Regions from separate parts of the Mus musculus genome. Here region 1 is linked to region 2. The links are chromatin loops, found by intact Hi-C in ENCODE. Cell type or tissue: left cerebral cortex. All regions are shown on one strand. Each heading gives the region's core, and the rest is flanking DNA. Links, peaks and the distances in the headings are about the cores only.

Region 1 (8,314 bases), core at 106-8,105, 180 kb after region 2:
TCATGGGAAAAGCCATGCCCTATGAGTAAAGACAGCTTCCCTGCATGGTAGAAAGTTATTCTCTAGTGTCAACAGGCTTTTTGTGGACGAGAACCAGAAAGCAGTGGGTGGTGATGTTTGGCTTGCAGGCAGTCGGAATGCTGGATCAGAGCTAGGAAGAGGGGAGGAGATGAGCTCTGAGTGGAGGGTGGCATCCATAGCCTATGCCATCCTCTGTCCTTTACCTGGCCTATCTGTAAGTGTTCCAGCCTTGTCTCAGAGAACTTTCGGGAATTCTGAGAATAGTCTTGGGTTAGCAAATGAGGAGATGGCTAGGGGGAGGCTGGGGCCTCTGAGACTGCTGTGGTTGTCACAGAAGAGGCTTCGGGTCTTAAATAAGTAATGAGTCTATGGGTCTCTCATGTGGCCTTGAGGCGAGTCTCCCTGCACAGCCCACTTTGGAAAAGTGTATTTGATTTAACTCTGATGGTCTGGCTTCCTCTCTTGTTTCTTAAACTAAGACTGCTAGTCACCTCTACATGCTTCACAGGGACTAGTTGGTGACAAATCTCAACAATGGCTATCATGACTACAGAGCTGAAGTTCAGAGCCAGCTTTCCAGCAGGATTCCAATCCTCTCAATCACATCCAATTTCAACTCTCCCATAAGATCTGCCAACTGCAACATCCTGTTTCAACAGGGTGGCCAACATATGGGGGTCATACCATTAGTAAGGCTAAAAATAACACCACTGCATACTGGGTGCCAACAGACCAGAGCACTTAGAGGTTTTACAGCATATAGCACCAGCTCATTGCCATTATTTTTCCTTTTTTTTGTTTTGAGCTGGTCAGTGGGAGGAAAAAGACAATACTAAAAACAGTGTAAAGCTGTAGATGATCTAATAGCATATTAAAGCATCCCTGGAAATTTCTACCAAAATATAGATAGGATGGACAGACAGATAGATGATAGATGATTGATAGATAGATAGACAGATCGATAGATAGATAGACAGATGATACATAGATAGATAGATAGATAGATAGATAGATAGATAGATTAATCAATCTAGATCAGAGTAAAATGCAGTATATATATATTTCAGTGGTAAACTGATAATCTAGAGGGAATATTAATCAGCTTTTGAGGCGATCCTTGAACCTGTAAATCATGCTGCCAATGATAAGAACAGTCTCTGTGAAAATCATAACAAATAATGGGGCATGAGGGACAAATGACAGGGACTTGGGACAGATGCACCTTCACATTTTATTTTACCCCGAGAAAGACTGAGAACTAGAAATCAGAGTCCTTGTTGTTTGAAGAGAGCCTTTGAAATGGCTTGGGCATGAACATGTTCCCAGGCCAATTCTGTGCTCCCAAAACAGGGAGTCCAAAGACAATCAGACTCTCAGAGACTATGTTGCCAAGAAAAAAGTAAAACGGAACTCTGCCTTTTTGGCTTCCCCAAAGAGTGCTCCCTCCAGGTTCCCACCACACTGGAGAAGTCATTCACATATTTTCCCACCCTTTCTGCCCCCTCTGAATCATAAGGACTTGATTTCAGCCAGTTACTGACAAAAGAAAAATGGTCTCTTAAAACTGAGCCGAAGACTAGATTTAGGTAAAACAGAGAAGGCTAATAAAACCATCAGGATGTAAGCTCGTCCGAGTGCAAACATGGAACACAACTGAAGAAGACTGACAGTTAATAAAACCCAAATGCTGAGAGTGAAATGAAATGAGTGTGTTTTCTATAAGGAGAAGGCTTTGGGACATAAACCAAACTTGGTTCTGAGGAGATAGCTCAATTGATAACGTGCTTGTCTCTCAAACATGAAGATTTGAGCTTCACCCCCAGAATCCATGCAAAACAAAACAACACCAACAACAAAAAACAGCTGAGCGTGCACATTTGTAATCTAAGTGTTGGAGAGGTAACACGGGGGAATCCCTCAGGCTTAGCTGCTGGCTAGTCAGCTTAGTGGTATCTGCAAGCTCCAAGCTGAGTAACAAATTGTAACTCAGCTTGGTGGGTAGTATAATGAGGAACACTATTTGAGATTGATTTCTAGACCACAGACACATACTTGTACACACACATACACACACACACACACACACACACGCACACACACATGCACAAATGCACACACATGTACACAAAAATGCACACACATACATGCACATGCATATGTGCACATGCACTTACACACAAACGCACACAAGCATGTACACACACACACACACACACACCTGCACATAAAAATGTATACATAAAACATAGTTCCCAATCTATAAAGAAGAAAGAGAAAGAAAATTATTAGAAGGTTTAATGAAGTAGCCAGTCCATACAGAAGGAACTAATGTTCTTCATCTTCAACCAAATTCTCAGCTCATGAAAGTCATACCTAAATACATATTTGACTACTTATGTGCTGATAATGGAGAGAGAGTTGTTTCCAATCGATTATTATCTAGTGCACTGGTTCTCAACCTCCCTAATGTTGCAACTATTTAATACAGTTCCTTGTGTGGTGGTGTCCACCCCCCCCCAATCATTTTTTTGCTACTTCGTAACTGCAATTTTGCTACTGTAGTGAATCAAAATGTAAATATTTTTGGAGATAGAAGTTTGTTAGAGGGGTCATGATTCACATCCTGAGAACCACTGATTTACTGAAGTCCTTACAACAGTTGTAAATGGTAGGTACTGGACTTAGCCTGTGTACAGATGAAACTGAAGCACGGGGAGGCCAAATCAATATCTCAAGGCCAGAGACGTAAATCCCAGCTCTGTGGCTCCCAGAACTCCACTCTCTGAACCACAAGGCTTGCCTCCTTTATGAAGCTGTACAGTGCTATAGCTTATTGCCTCTATGGTGACTGAGAGGCATTCTAAACTTTCTGTTTAAATATTTATGCAGAATATAGATATGCACCCTGAGACTTTACAATGGGCATAGTCTCATAGCTTCCTCAGACATAACTCAAAGGGACTATAAATTTCAAGTTTTAGAAGTAGGGGGAGATGCCATTTGTCTGCATGTTTTCATCTCAAAGCATGTATGTTTAGGAAAGTTCTAGAAGTCCACCCTCATAAATTGGTGCTCACAGTACTTGTCCATGTCTGCTTGCTTGGAAGTGCTCAGACTGTGAGAGGGTTCCCTGTGGACATGATCCAGCTCTTCATCTAGGTTAAATGATTTGTTCAGTGTCTGACAAATGGCTAAAGGGATGGGTGGGATGACAGGCCTCAGTTCTCATTTCTGGGCTCTTCCGATTATTTTTCTGTCTTAAGGCCAGAGAGAGAGATAGCAATAATCTTTAATAGAGCGATAGAATTTCAAAGAACCCAGAATCTGACGGCTCTAATTCCAGGGGATATTTCTTTCCCTGAGATAGGCTTTAAATATTTTACAGACTTTCTTTTTTTTTTTTTTTTTTTTTTTTTTTTTTTTGAGCTTACCACAAATAGGTCTCTGGATGCTTTGAAATGTTTCATTTGTAAGAGAGAAAAAGAGATAAAAAAAACCTAACTAAAGAGACAGTGACGAGGAAGACAAAATGAGTCACGTGGGAGACGAAATCTGCCTTAGGAGTTTGCAACAGATAACTTTTTCTGACCTCAGCTGGAGGATACCTCCTCCAGCACAAAATTATTAGCTTTTCTTCCTCTTTAAAGAATGTCTCTTTCACTTACTAGCTCAGAGCAGATCAGGTGACAATAAAGGCAACTAGGGAGTTTAAATAATAATAAAAAATCTCTTTCCCCTCTTCTGGGTTGCAAAGCCTTCAGTTCTGAGTTGGCCAGTGCTGCAAGCTGCCTTGGTCCACAGAGGCCCCACACAGTGCATGTAGTGCACGGAGCCTGTCAGGCACCACAGCCCGGGTGTGGGAAAGTATGCCGAAAACTCAGGGAAGGCAGCCCACATGCTGAACACTTGATCTTCTTTGGCTGGGGAGCCAGCTACAAGATCCTGGGTTCCATCACTGAAATTTATTAATGTAAGGGGAAAATAATGACTTAATTGTAAGCTGGTGATCTCATCCCAATACCATGTTTTAATCGTTTCTAAAGAAAGCTGCCTTTTTTCTGTCCCTGCCAACTTGCAAATGAAACAGATGACATTGGAACATGATTATATTCATTAGCAATTATTCCACGAAAACAAGGAGGAGTTGACGTTACCCTTCACATAACCCAGATAACCAAAGCTGCAGTGCAATCTTGGGCCAAATGTCAACTTATGTTATACTGTGTGGGGAGCACGGCCAGCTCTGGCTATGTGTGTCGGAGTGCTCCCCCCCTTCAGTGAAACCCTGGTTCATCCTCAGAGACTGAAAAATGCACACAATAAAGGTACCTTGGCTTTGAGTCACAGAAATTCTGTTAGAACCTTTGAAGGATATTTCTCTGGTTCAACTCTGAAATTCTCAACTGCTTGAGAAACTAGGTCATGCAGAGGCAGTCTGAGGGCCAGTGCATGAGCACTGGTTAGGAGCCGACACCTGTTGCCTCCTATCTGGGGTGTGTATGAGCACTCGTGTGAGACTCAAGGCATGGAAGTATGTGCTGGATATCAAGATGCTCCCTAGGTATCTTGTCTGGGCAGAAGTATTAATGAAGGTTGGTTTTTGCAATTAGGATGAAGTATAAAAAAAGCACTCAGAGTAATAACATTTGTGTGTGTGTATATGGGCTGTGCTTGTGTATGTATGTATACGAGTGTGTGTGTGTGTGTGTGTGTGTGAGGCTGTTTGTGAATACATGTTGAATTCATCACTTTTCTATTTCTGTAATGTACCATGTCTAAGGCTACACAAGAAGAAGGGTTTCTTTGGGTTTCCAAAAGATCACTGTCCATCACTGTGGTAGGTGGGAAGTGTGGCAGGCAAATATTGAAACTGGAGGAGCAAGCTGAGAGCACACATCTTGAGCAGCAGGCATCAGAAGCAGAGAGCTTAGTGGGAGTAGCACATGGCTCTTGAAACCTCAAAGCCTAACCACAATGACATATGTCCTTCAACAAGACTATAGGTCCTAAACCTACTCCAATAGCACCACCAACTGGAGACGGAGTATTCAAATGCCCAAGACTTTGGTGTGTGTGTGTGGGGTATGTCATTTAAACCTCTCTCTCTCTCTCTCTCTCTCTCTCTCTTTCTCTCTCTCTCTCTGTGTGTGTGTGTGTGTGTGTGTGTGTGTGTGTGTGTGTGTGTGTGTGTTCATTTCATGTGGAGGCCAGAGGACAACTTTAGGAAATGTTCCTCAATACTATCTACCTGGTTGTTTCTCACTAGCTAGAAGCTGCCAACTCATGGCAGAACGAACACTGGACTGAATCCATGTGAGAGAGCCAGTTTTCACTGCTACTCCCTCTGGCAAGACCTAGAAAGCTATGCTACAGTGAAAGTGTCTTGGGATAATATACTCCTGGCAGGACCACACTGGGGATGCTACCATTTGCTTTAGGAAATGCCAACACACCCAGTTCTTTAACTCTCACGGCTCCCTAGAGAGGAAACCTACACTTTTTGCTTAGGATTGGCAAGTCCAAGGCTTGATGCAAAGCTCACTTAATCAGGTCCTGATGATAAGAGCTGCCACAAGCACAAATTATTGTCCTCATTCCAACTCAGGTTGGAATAGAATTGACATTAATGAACTTTATTAAAAGGTGGGAACCTTAACAATGGATAATGGGCTTTCGTGGATATTATCAAAGCATGCTGATATAATGTTATGACACTGTTAAAGAAAGGTGAGTTCGGTCCAATGTGTTCCTCTCTCCCGTCCTTCCTGCCTTCTGAAGGGTGAGGATCCAGGCTTTGTTCCTGCTGGAGGATGTGAAAAGCACCAAGTTGGAGGGAAAGAACAGATTCTCTAGACACAAACCTTATGGCAGACTCCTCAGCCCCAAGAACTATAAGCCAATCAGCTTACATCCTTTAAAAGTTATGAGATCTGTGATTCTGCCTTTTAGCAGCTCACAATAGACTGAGACACATGCATGCGTAAGTCTTATGTCCCTAGTTGAAGCAGCCACATGGCATGACAAACTCATAGGCCAGTCAACTACTTGGCAACTGCAGATTTGTAGCTTTTGTCTCTGCTTCCACCTGACCACGATCCTCTCCGGCTTCCTGTAATCTGCCTACTGATTTGGTTATAGAATGACAATATTTCCCAGAGTGAATGTAAAAATATTTTTGATCAGACTTATTGACTTCTTGCTACCACTCTGGTATGTAGGCAGAGTTCACAATGGAGGTATGGTAGTTGCTCTCTTCAGCCATGGCAAGGTTTCTGACATACATGACTTGGAGGAAATAGTCGTTTCGGCTTATGGTCTCAGAGGTTTCAGTCCATGGTGGGCTGGCTCCATTGTGGTGGGCATTTGGCGAGGCAGAGCATCCATCCCAGCAAGAATGTAGGGATAAGCTCTCCTGCACTGTGTGACAGCATCACCTGTCAATTAACAGCCAAGGGCAGGAAGTAAAAGGCAGAACTTCCATGCATAGAGAGAGAGGGTCTCAGGTGGGGACCAGGAGAGTCACCACTGGCACATAGATGAAGAAGGATGCCCAGGAAGAGACGAAGATGGCAGGCAACGGGCCGTGTGTGTGGAAAGTAGGCCAGACCAGCATTGTTGGGTGAGAATAGCTGAATATTTACCCAGCTGCAGTGCCTGAAGATTTTAATAAATATAAATGTTTCTGTGTCATTATTCAGAACAAGGGTGGGCATGGAAAAGCCCCTACTTTTACACAAAAAGAGAATGTGGACTAAAGTTGTTCGCCTTATGGCAGCCAGGAAGCAGAGAGACAGAATGACGGGGCAGGGTAAGGGAAACAGGAAAGAAGGGAGAGAGGGAGGAGGATGAGAGACAGAGACAGAGACAGAGGCAGGAAAGGAGCAAGAAAGAAACGTGGAACTTCAGACAGGTATACCATCCAAAGGTCTGCTTCTGCTAATCAGACCCTGCTTGCCAATAGTTTGTTCATCTAAGGTGTTCTCAGGGAAAATCTATTGGTTGGTTAGTGTTCTCATGATCAATACACCGCTTGCTAGTATCACCAGTTGGGAGACCATGCCTTCAACCATGATTCCTTGGGAGACATTTTAGAGACAAACTACAACAAGAAAATGTGTAGAGTTGTGATAAGGGGGTGGAGTGGATGTGTTAAACAAATAATTTATTGAGGATCCACTGTATGTCTGGGATACTTTTCTTGTTTTGAAAATACACCAAGCAAAACTTCCAAACATCCCTTCTCTTACAGACTTCTTCCTGTATTAGGAATGGGGTGGGTACGATACAATGACCCAAATCATTGGAAACTTTCGTATGATCTTTGATCGGCAACAAGTACTGTAGGGTAACAACAGATAGAAACAAGGAATGTGGAGTTTTGAGATGGGAAGATGATGAGTAAAACTCCAAAAGAGGCCATAAGGTGAAGCTCAGTGAAACATGAAATATTCGAACAAAACCTGAAGAAATTAGAGTAGGCAGAAGCCACCTAGGGTAGAACATTCTAGGCATGGAGTCAAGCACAGCTCTGAGCTCCAGTCACCTTGGCACCCCATTTTATCACATACCGTTCTCATAGTAGGTTACTAACAGCATCCACTGGAATTGTGCTGTGAGCTGTGTGTAGGGGAAGACATGACCAACTTGTCACAAGACAGGGACATTCTAGGAGCCACAAGGAGGCTATAGAGAGTCTGAAGTAGAGGGGCAGGCATGACAGGTTCCTTCTACTAGCTACATATGAGGAATACCAGCTAGTACCACTGCTGTCTTTACTCATAAAAACATGCTCTAAAATGAATGTACTGAGTCTGTCCTCTTCAGATGTAATTCTTAACGACTGAGCTTCGTGAAGAACGGAAACAAGCCATATGTCTTTGCATAGCAAGTTTTCAGCCCTTTCACTCCCATTGGATTAAAAATGTTTACCCTAACCCATATCTTTTAGAATGTGAATTGGCCCTGTGATCAGCAAATGGTGTATTTTGTTTTAGAGGATAAGAACAGAAATGGATGATTGAAATTCCTAATAAATCATGGATTTACATGCTAAGGGCCTAGTTGTTATTTCCACACCCTAAGCAGAACTCACAGACTGCATTTGGTATACGATAACAAGTAATTTAGTGTGTGTTAATATGTATCAAAACCACATAGAGTGATTGAGATGTATGACGGAACAAACGATAATATTACCTGAAAATTGCATTGAAATATCAAGTTATAAGTGTTGACTTTTGCTCTTGCTGGGTCGTCTCCAGAGTAGCTATGCACCAGTAACCCTCTACCTGAT
Region 2 (8,314 bases), core at 211-8,210:
AACTAAGGGGAAAGGCTCACCCACCTGAATATGGGTTTTATTATCTAATAGGCTGAAGCCTAGATGGGCTAAAAAGTGGCAAGGTGACAGTCTCCGTGATCAAGGACTCCACAGTAAGTCGACATTTACCAGACATTGTGACGTAAGCACTGTTCTCACCGCATGCCTCCTGCTCTCCGTGCCTCCATCTTACCTCAGTCCCCAAACAAGCCAAAGCAGGAGCCCAAACAAATCTTTCTCTCTTGTTTCCTCTCTGGTCCTTGTCACAACGTGACACAATAATACACACCAGAAGTCAAAAAAGCAGGGACAACTGCAGGCTCATGACCACAGGTAAATTATGAGACCAACAGAGACTGTCAAGACTGAGCCATCGGCTGGCTATGTGGCAGGACATGGAGGAAGGGAATCTTTCAAAGAGTGATCATCTTTGGGCTGTTCGTGAATTCCTAGGATCTGAACGATACTGACCATTGCTAAGAACCAACTACGTGAGATATCTGCAGTGCTGCTTAAAACCAGCACCAATGAGGTCAGAACTCCCCAGCCATTTTTTCTTACACCGAAAGAAATATGTTCTCAGGCAAATGGTCTGCAGAAATCTTTAACTCCTCTGAAGACAGAGAATAGTAGATCTTAATGGATTAAGTGACTTTTAACTATCACTCGATGTATATTCCGATTTTATAGGAAGTGATGGTCCCCACGAGGGAAGGTAGATGGACAGCTTGTTGCTTGGTGGCCACTTGGCAGTCCCTAGGGATTACACCAAGTGGCCTGCTGTGGCCTGGCTGTCTTTGAAATGTATGCCTTTCTCTCTCTGGGTAGAATGAAGATTAATCATTTCAATCCTATCTTTGCTATTTTCGAAAGCTCCTTTCTATCCCAAAGCCATCTTTCCATACTGTCAGACAAATGCTAATGTCCACTCCCATAAATAAAAATGCTTACAAATTTGCCATTAAGGACAGGCTCGTTCTCACTGCTACCCAGACATTACAAAATCTACTCATAGGCTCTACCCCAAAGTACAGACTTTGTTACTTTCATTCACTCTCTTCAAATTATCATGCATGTTGGGTAATTTTATCCTCTGGTTTGTCCATACCCACACTTCCTGCATTGCCCCAGATGGCCTGAAGATGGCACTGTAGATTCTTCTTTCAGCGGTGATCTAGAGCGTGGAATTTTGTTTTTAATTTTTCACAAGTTTACAACACACGGACTGGCTAGTGTGAGGCTCCTCAGCTCACCACCGCTCAAGAGAGAAAAGTGACACCATATGCATTTGGACAGAGCATTTGGACCTGCATAGCTGAAGGTATTGCACCTAGTCTCAATAAGTCTGGGGATGTGATTTCTTGTTTACAGGTCAAGCGGTCCCGGGTTCAAATCCAGGACAAGCCTGTCTTAATTCTCCAGCAGGAAGTCAGAGTGAACGTGTTTTCTAAACTATGGTTAAGACCCCCCCTACATTGCTAATATGTGAACATTTCTCCTTAAGATACCTAAACTACTTTGGCTGTTTTCTAAAGACAAAACTCATTTAAGAAAATTCCTAATTTAAGGAATTATTGGATTAAGAAAAGAAAGAAATCAAGGGCGCATATCCTCAGAACGTGGACCATGTCATTCCTTCGTCCAGGCATTTCCAACCATCCTTCCTTTCTTCCATTCGAATTCAGACCCCAGTGAGTCAGGCACTCGCTGGGCCACAGGGAGATTGGCTAAAGGAGACAGGTGAAGCTTTGCAGCTTTGGGGCTGGGGTGAGGAGGCAGGAAGGGCTGCAGGGTCAGTGGGGGGTAGTGTGGGGGTGGGGATGGGGGGGGGAGGAGTATGGACAGGTGTAGGAGACCTCCCTGAAGAGGTAGCCTTCTTCAAGTAGAGCAGGAGTGGCTGTGACATTCACACCCCAGCGAGGCGGAAGAACACAGGGCGGAAGCGAAGTAAGAGTCTACCTTGGGCCAGTGGCATCAAGTGGGGGAGAGGTGAGAGAAGGAGCCAGGAGCATATGTGAGACCAGAGCTGCAGACAAAAGCTTAATAGATATTAGTCATATTATAAAACAATAGAGACAGTGGAGTATAATACAGAGAGACTGGGGGCTGGAGAGATGGCTAAGTGGTTAAGAGCACCAACTGTTCTTCCAGAGGTCCTGAGTTCAATTCCCAGCAACCACAGGGTGGTTCACAACCATCTGTAATGGGATCTGGTGTGTCTGAAGACAGCTACAGTGTACTCCTATACATACAGGCTGGAGTTAAAACTTGTCAGTGTTTATAGTTAGAGTGCTGCGTCACTCTCAGCCCAGGCTGTACACAGGCTACCCTACTTTCTATGGAGTTTCTTGCATTAGTGAAGACATCCTCATTAGATCACCCACTGGAAGGATGAATAGACACACGTCAGAATGTATTCCCTGAGCCTCTGTAGAATTCAACCTTCAAAATCAAGAAATGTCCTGCGCGATTGCCAAGCCCAGCGCCTTGCAGCATCTCTCATCCCTCCATGTCTCTTGCCTGTGCACACAGGAAGGACTAGCCTACCACACTTGCGTCTAAGAGATGGACTTCAAGGGCGCACTAGAATAGACTGGCCCTGCTCTGTCACGACTAATGGACCGAGTTGCTCTCGAGAACTCGAGATGCTGTTTCCCGATCCCAAATCTAATCATACATGGATACGTGAGAACCAAGTGTTTCGGGGATACTTGAGGAGCTGGCTGCGGGGATGTTGCGGAGACACCTTCTGGTCTGCTGACGGAAGGAAAGAGAATGACCACAGTGTGTCCGACTCATTTCTTCTTGTAGCTACATTTAAGTATCCTAAGGTGCACCCAGGCAAAAACAACCCATCTCACTTTCACATGTGGAGACCAGCACTTAGCAAAAGCACAATAAATGTCGACGTTCAAAGAAAGTCCTAAACTTACCCCATGCCAGGCTTAGTGACGCTTCACTGTAACTAAACAAACAAACATACCTGTGCACACACACAAATGCAGTTATAACCTAATTTGTAAAAAGCAACATATGTTATACATTACTTGAAACCTGTACTTACAGAGATTTTTTTTTATGGCACAATAATCTTAAATCTCAGGATATAAAACTTCGGCGCGAGTTTTCTCCCTGCTGAATTTTGAATCGGGGATCTTGCTGTTCCTGTTATTATCCAGCATCACCACAGGCTGCCCAAGTGCCCCCAAAGCTAGTCACCTGCTCCTCGGGAAACAGAGAAGGGACATAGCTGTGCTACATGGTGGTAAGGCTGAGAAAGAGCCTTGCTAGGTGTGTGATAGTTTGGGGCTACACTTTGAGCATTAGAAAGGCAGAGGCAAGAGTTCAAGGCTAGCCTGGGCTATACAGCTAGACTCTTGTCTTAAAAACAGCTGACTGATCTTAAAGAAAGCAATTTCCTTTTTGTGAGCTACGTAAGTATAATTGATATTGTGCTTGGTAATATATACATACTAGATATGTATGGTATTTTTAATGTTTTTATTTATTCTTGGAGAACTTATACACGATTTTGTCATATTCTTTACCCTCCAGGGATGGGGCCTGCACTGCAGTGTGGTTGATATAGTCCACTGGGCAAAAGTAACTGATTTTTTTTTTTTTTTTTTTTGGTTATCAACTATGATAGCTTCTTGGCTAGCAGTGGGACTTTGTGTCCACTTCTATATGCAAATTTTCTGAGACAGAGTTTCGTGTCCCATGGCTGGCTTCTAACTTGATATGTGGCTGAAGACTGGCTTTGAATTTCTCCTTTTTTCTGCCTCCATCTCCCAAGCACTGAGACTATAGGAAGGCGCCACCCACCCCATAATCACGGTAGGCAAACAATATACAAACTGAGCCATCGCCCCTGGCCTAATGAATATTACCCATAAGATAGCAAATCCATTTTTTATCTCGTGAACATTCTTCTCTATTTAATAGAAATAAACACGGAACAATATTCAGCTAATACCATCTACTACCTGCCATAAAAACTCAAGAGGTCACCCAGCTGCAGGGACAAGACTGAAGTGAGGTCAGAGACAGAAAGCCTGGGCAGTAAGGAAACGCTCACTTTCAAGGTTGGGAAGAGACAGAGGCTGGCGCCCCCTAGTGCTCAGTCCTGCGTAAGTCTCTTGCTTGAGGCCAACCGTGGGCCTTCCTAGTGGAAAGTCTGCATTTCACACACATCTCAGTGCAGTCAATTCTCCAACTGTGAGGGAGAGTAATTCTCCCCCGGAGTCTTAGAACTCCATAAACATCTACTGCAAACAGCAACACCAGTCATATTTTATCAACCCAGTCAAAACACTCTCTTATTCAGACATGTTTTGTTTGTTTTTCATTTCAGAGTCCTTTCTCAGCTAGAACTTTCTTCTTCTTGTCTTTAGTTCAGCTTGCTGGCTTTTTGTTTTGTCTGAGAGAGCATCTCACACTGTGGACCATGCTGGTGTCAAATCCACAGCAACCTTCAGGTCCCAGATTTCTGGGACTGTAGGTACAAGCCACCATTCTCAGCTTTGGCCTGTAGTTTCTGGCTTTCTGCTTAACAAAGTAAAAAGTCACCTCCATAAATGATCAAGGCGCCTCGTGTAGTGTGAAATCCAAGGCAACAAGCCCATCCCAGGATAAGAGTCACATGCTGTGAAGTCAAGCAGATTTGGGGAGAGGCATATTCACACCTTGATGACGCTGGGTAAAGTAGCTATAGTAAAATGGCTCCTACCTTACTAGGCTGTTGGTAGATGATCTGAGTGCATAAATGGAAACACCTTCTGTGGTGCCTGCCCCTTGGGAATATCCTTGTAAATGACACCTATGTAAATATCCATCAGAGCCATAGGCAAACTGAAGCCTCCAGCGTATTCTACAAAGCTCACCTTTGCGGCTCCAGCACACAACTCTGGCATACACCGCCTCCGCTAGACTAAGCCATTTCTGGTCACTGAACTGTCTCAGTGCTAATTTGTTTTCATGTCAACTCCTCTCCAGTATTTTGACATAGTTATTTCTTTTTCTCATTTCTAGAAGCGACTTATTAGAATCCCAACATAACATACACTCGGTGATGGAGTGCGAAGTCAAATGTTCTTCGGTTTATTTGTGGCGTGATATTATTTCCATTTGTTTATATCTTATTGTCGGGTGTGTGGAAGCAATGGCTCACTGGTAAGAGTGCTTGCTGCTCTTCACAGGTCCAGCATCAGGGCCCTAACATCTACATCAAGCAGCTGACAACCACCACCTGTGACTCTGGGGAACCCCACGCCTTCTTCTGGCCTCTGAGGGTATCAGTGTGTGTGTGTGTGTGTGTGTGTGTGTGTGTGTGTGTGTGTGTCTGTGTCTAAAATTTAAAGACTTTTTAAAAGTTTTTATATCCTACTGTCTCCCAGTCCAGTATTTAGCTTGGTAAAGAACAGTATATATTAATTTCTTTTTACTAAGGCTGAGAAGTTTTTTCAATATGGATACATTTCCTAGAAAATTATTTGAATCCATCAATTATGTCACATTAACTTTCTACAAGTAATGGCAGGCTTTTCAAGTTTATGAAATATAATTGTTGTCACAACAGTACAACCAACCCACTCTTTAATTCTGCTATTTACAGATCTGGGATGGTTAATTTTAATTGTCAACTTGGCACAACCTAGGATCACCCAAGGATAAACAGTCTTAATGAAGGACTACGGAGATCAGGTTGACCTGTGTGCATGTTTGTGGGAGATTGTCTTGATTACACATACACTGATCCGTGAAGATTCAGCCCACTACGAGTGGCACCATTCCCTAGGCAGGGAGCCTTACACTGTAGGAGTAAAGAAACATAGCTCTATACAAGTATGCATAAACTTATTCTCCCTCTACTCTTGCATGTGATCTAGATAAGCTGCTTTGAGTGTTTACACTAGCTTTTCTGCAATGACTGACAGCAACCTGGAATTACAAGTGAAACAAACAAACAGCCTTTCTCCCCTAAGCTGCTTTTGGTAAGGCATTTTATCACAGCTCAGAAAAGAAAGGACAAGGTCCTGTTACCACATGGCATAAATTCTTAGGCCCAGAAACTGCTGAACGCACATGGAAGACATTTGAAATCTCAATCTATGACCTTTTACAATTGTAACTTTTTCTACCTCATCTCTTTTCCATAATTTCCTTGGTTCTAATTATCCTCAAAACCACTTTAAGTAAGGCTACTCCTTTCATGAGATGTCTCAAAAGGACACTGGATTCAGAAAACAAGGAGATGACCTGCATGGTGCGTAGCGCATGCCTACACATGCTAAGCACTAACTTAATAAAAACCCGATGAAGAGCAGTAGCTCTTCTTCCTCGGCTTTGACTCATGCTTCTCTCAAACCTTCTTAAAATGTTCTTTGCCTTCTCAGCTTGGGTTCTCTGGCACCTCTGGGGTGGACAAGTTCTCCAAGCCAAAAAGCAGAGTTCCAAGCCTTCTGCAACTGAAAACCCTTCACAGAGATGCACTCAACGGATGTCCATCTTTTCATGCACCAGCTAGTAACTTGTCCTGCAAGTTAATGATTCAGGCAGGTCACTGGCAGAAATGCAAAACTTTCACATCTGGCGAGCAGCCAAATGCCATCTATCCACAGTGGAAGTCTGAGGCCCGACTGTGTCCGGGCTACAGGCTTATGAAGGCCAGGACTTACGGGCAGAAGGATGGAGGAAATCACCTTGTGACATGGTTTCAGGTTAAGGGTTAGAGACATGCAAAAACCAAATCCAGGACAGGTTTGTTTATATCCTTATCGGCATGTTGTCCCTCAATTCCCAGGGGCCTCTCACTGAGGCTTACTTTTCCATATGGGCCATATTTTTCCCTTATTTTCTTCTGTCTCTTCCCCCTTCCTCTTTGTATCTCTGTTTCCCTGTCTTGGACAGATTCGAATGTAGGCAAGGCTGCCTCAAACTTACTGTTTAGCCAAGGGTGATCTTGAACTTCCAATCCCTCTGTCTTCACCTTCTGAATGCTAGAATAGCAGGCATGCACCATCACATAGGGCTTAATACATTGCTCGAGGAGGTACCAAGGGCCTTATGCATGCTCTGTAGGCAAGCACTCTACCAAGTGATGAGCTACATCTCCAGCTCTCCTATTTTTCTTCATTTGTGACTCAATGGTTCAGAACTAAGAAAGAAGTGACTATAAAAAGGGATACATGGATGCTAGCTTTGCTGGTAATAATCATTGATAGTAACAGAATGCAACCCAGTATCTATGATAAATGCCTTTCCAGTTCCTCCAAATGAAGCAATCAATCTTCAGAACATCTTTATGACACACTGGATGGCCCATAATATTTTAAGTAAGATCATATAGAAAGGAATCATGACCGATTATTTTCATATAAAAATGATGTCAATGATGGCTTGTTGTTTGCTTGGTAGAGATAATGAAGTTCTGTGTTACTTGATGAGGGAACTACATCACAGTCCAGTACACAGCTTCCATGAGTCCACAATTAATCAAGTAGATTTCATTAACTTGCTCTAAGGTAATAAATTAACTTGCCTTCTAACTCAATAACTTTTCTCATTTTCTTTCTTCCTGCTAGATAGAGTCATGATTTGGGCTGGGTGGGCAGCGTACTCTGTGAAACATTTTCTTGGACTCCCTTGCAGCTAAGGGAGATCAAGTATCCCCTCACGAAGGAAAGAAACGCTAGAATTTTCTGGTAGTTTTAAGAAAGTTAGCATTTGTGTGATTAAAAGAACTATCTCAATATATACACCCTCTTCCTTTGCTCTCCTTCTCTACTGTGTCTGAAACACAGGATGCATACCTAAGTAGTCATCAGTTACCATAAGGAAGGGAATCACACTTGATGGTGTAGCAGAGAGGAAGGAATTCCAGCTCAACCAGTCTTGGAATTCTGCCCTACAGGGTCCTGGCTATAGGAGAATGTGCAGCTATTTGTCAGTGCTGAGGGTATATTAACCTGAGGGTATATTCATAACAAACACAGTTGGTTAGTGAAGTAAGAGAGAGAGAAACAGACAGAGAGAGACAGAGTGAGAGTCAGTCATGGTAGTCCATCCCAGGTAATCCGAGTACTCGGAGGCTGAGGCAGGAAGGTCATGAATCGTAACCTGAGCTACAGCACAGTAAGACAGGGCTCTGTCTAAACACAAAACAACCAAACACAATGAAAAGAAAGCAACAGAAGACAAACTTTCACAAAGCACTGGTCTGGGCGGTTGGCATGCATAACTCATCATCTTTCAGGCCCATGGGGACCCTGAGAAGTACGCAGGTGAAGGTACCAAGGCCCGGGTGCTTAGTTAA

Evidence for each region. Peaks named below come from ENCODE experiments on the same cell type or tissue, not always from the same donor. Only the 100,000 strongest peaks of a DNase experiment are listed, where the experiment ranks them.
Region 1: a loop joins it to region 2, with 2.6 times the contacts of the local background. A loop is called at or near these places in 15 of 42 quality-filtered maps.

The regions. Positions count from the first base shown.
Region 1 is chr10:8,969,127-8,977,440 of GRCm38, forward strand. No RefSeq gene overlaps it. Among named protein-coding and RNA genes, the nearest start is that of Gm51794, 35 kb to the right of the region's middle. In left cerebral cortex, for the core only: a CTCF peak has its summit at 5,044; DNase peaks (open chromatin) are centred at 3,848, 5,031 and 5,355; H3K27ac peaks cover 343 bases.
Region 2 is chr10:8,791,430-8,799,743 of GRCm38, forward strand. All of the region lies in intron 4 of Sash1 (SAM and SH3 domain containing 1), which reads right to left. Among named protein-coding and RNA genes, the nearest start is that of Gm25410, 29 kb to the right of the region's middle. In left cerebral cortex, for the core only: CTCF peaks have their summits at 1,131 (motif pointing right) and 4,115 (motif pointing left); DNase peaks (open chromatin) are centred at 1,141 and 4,120.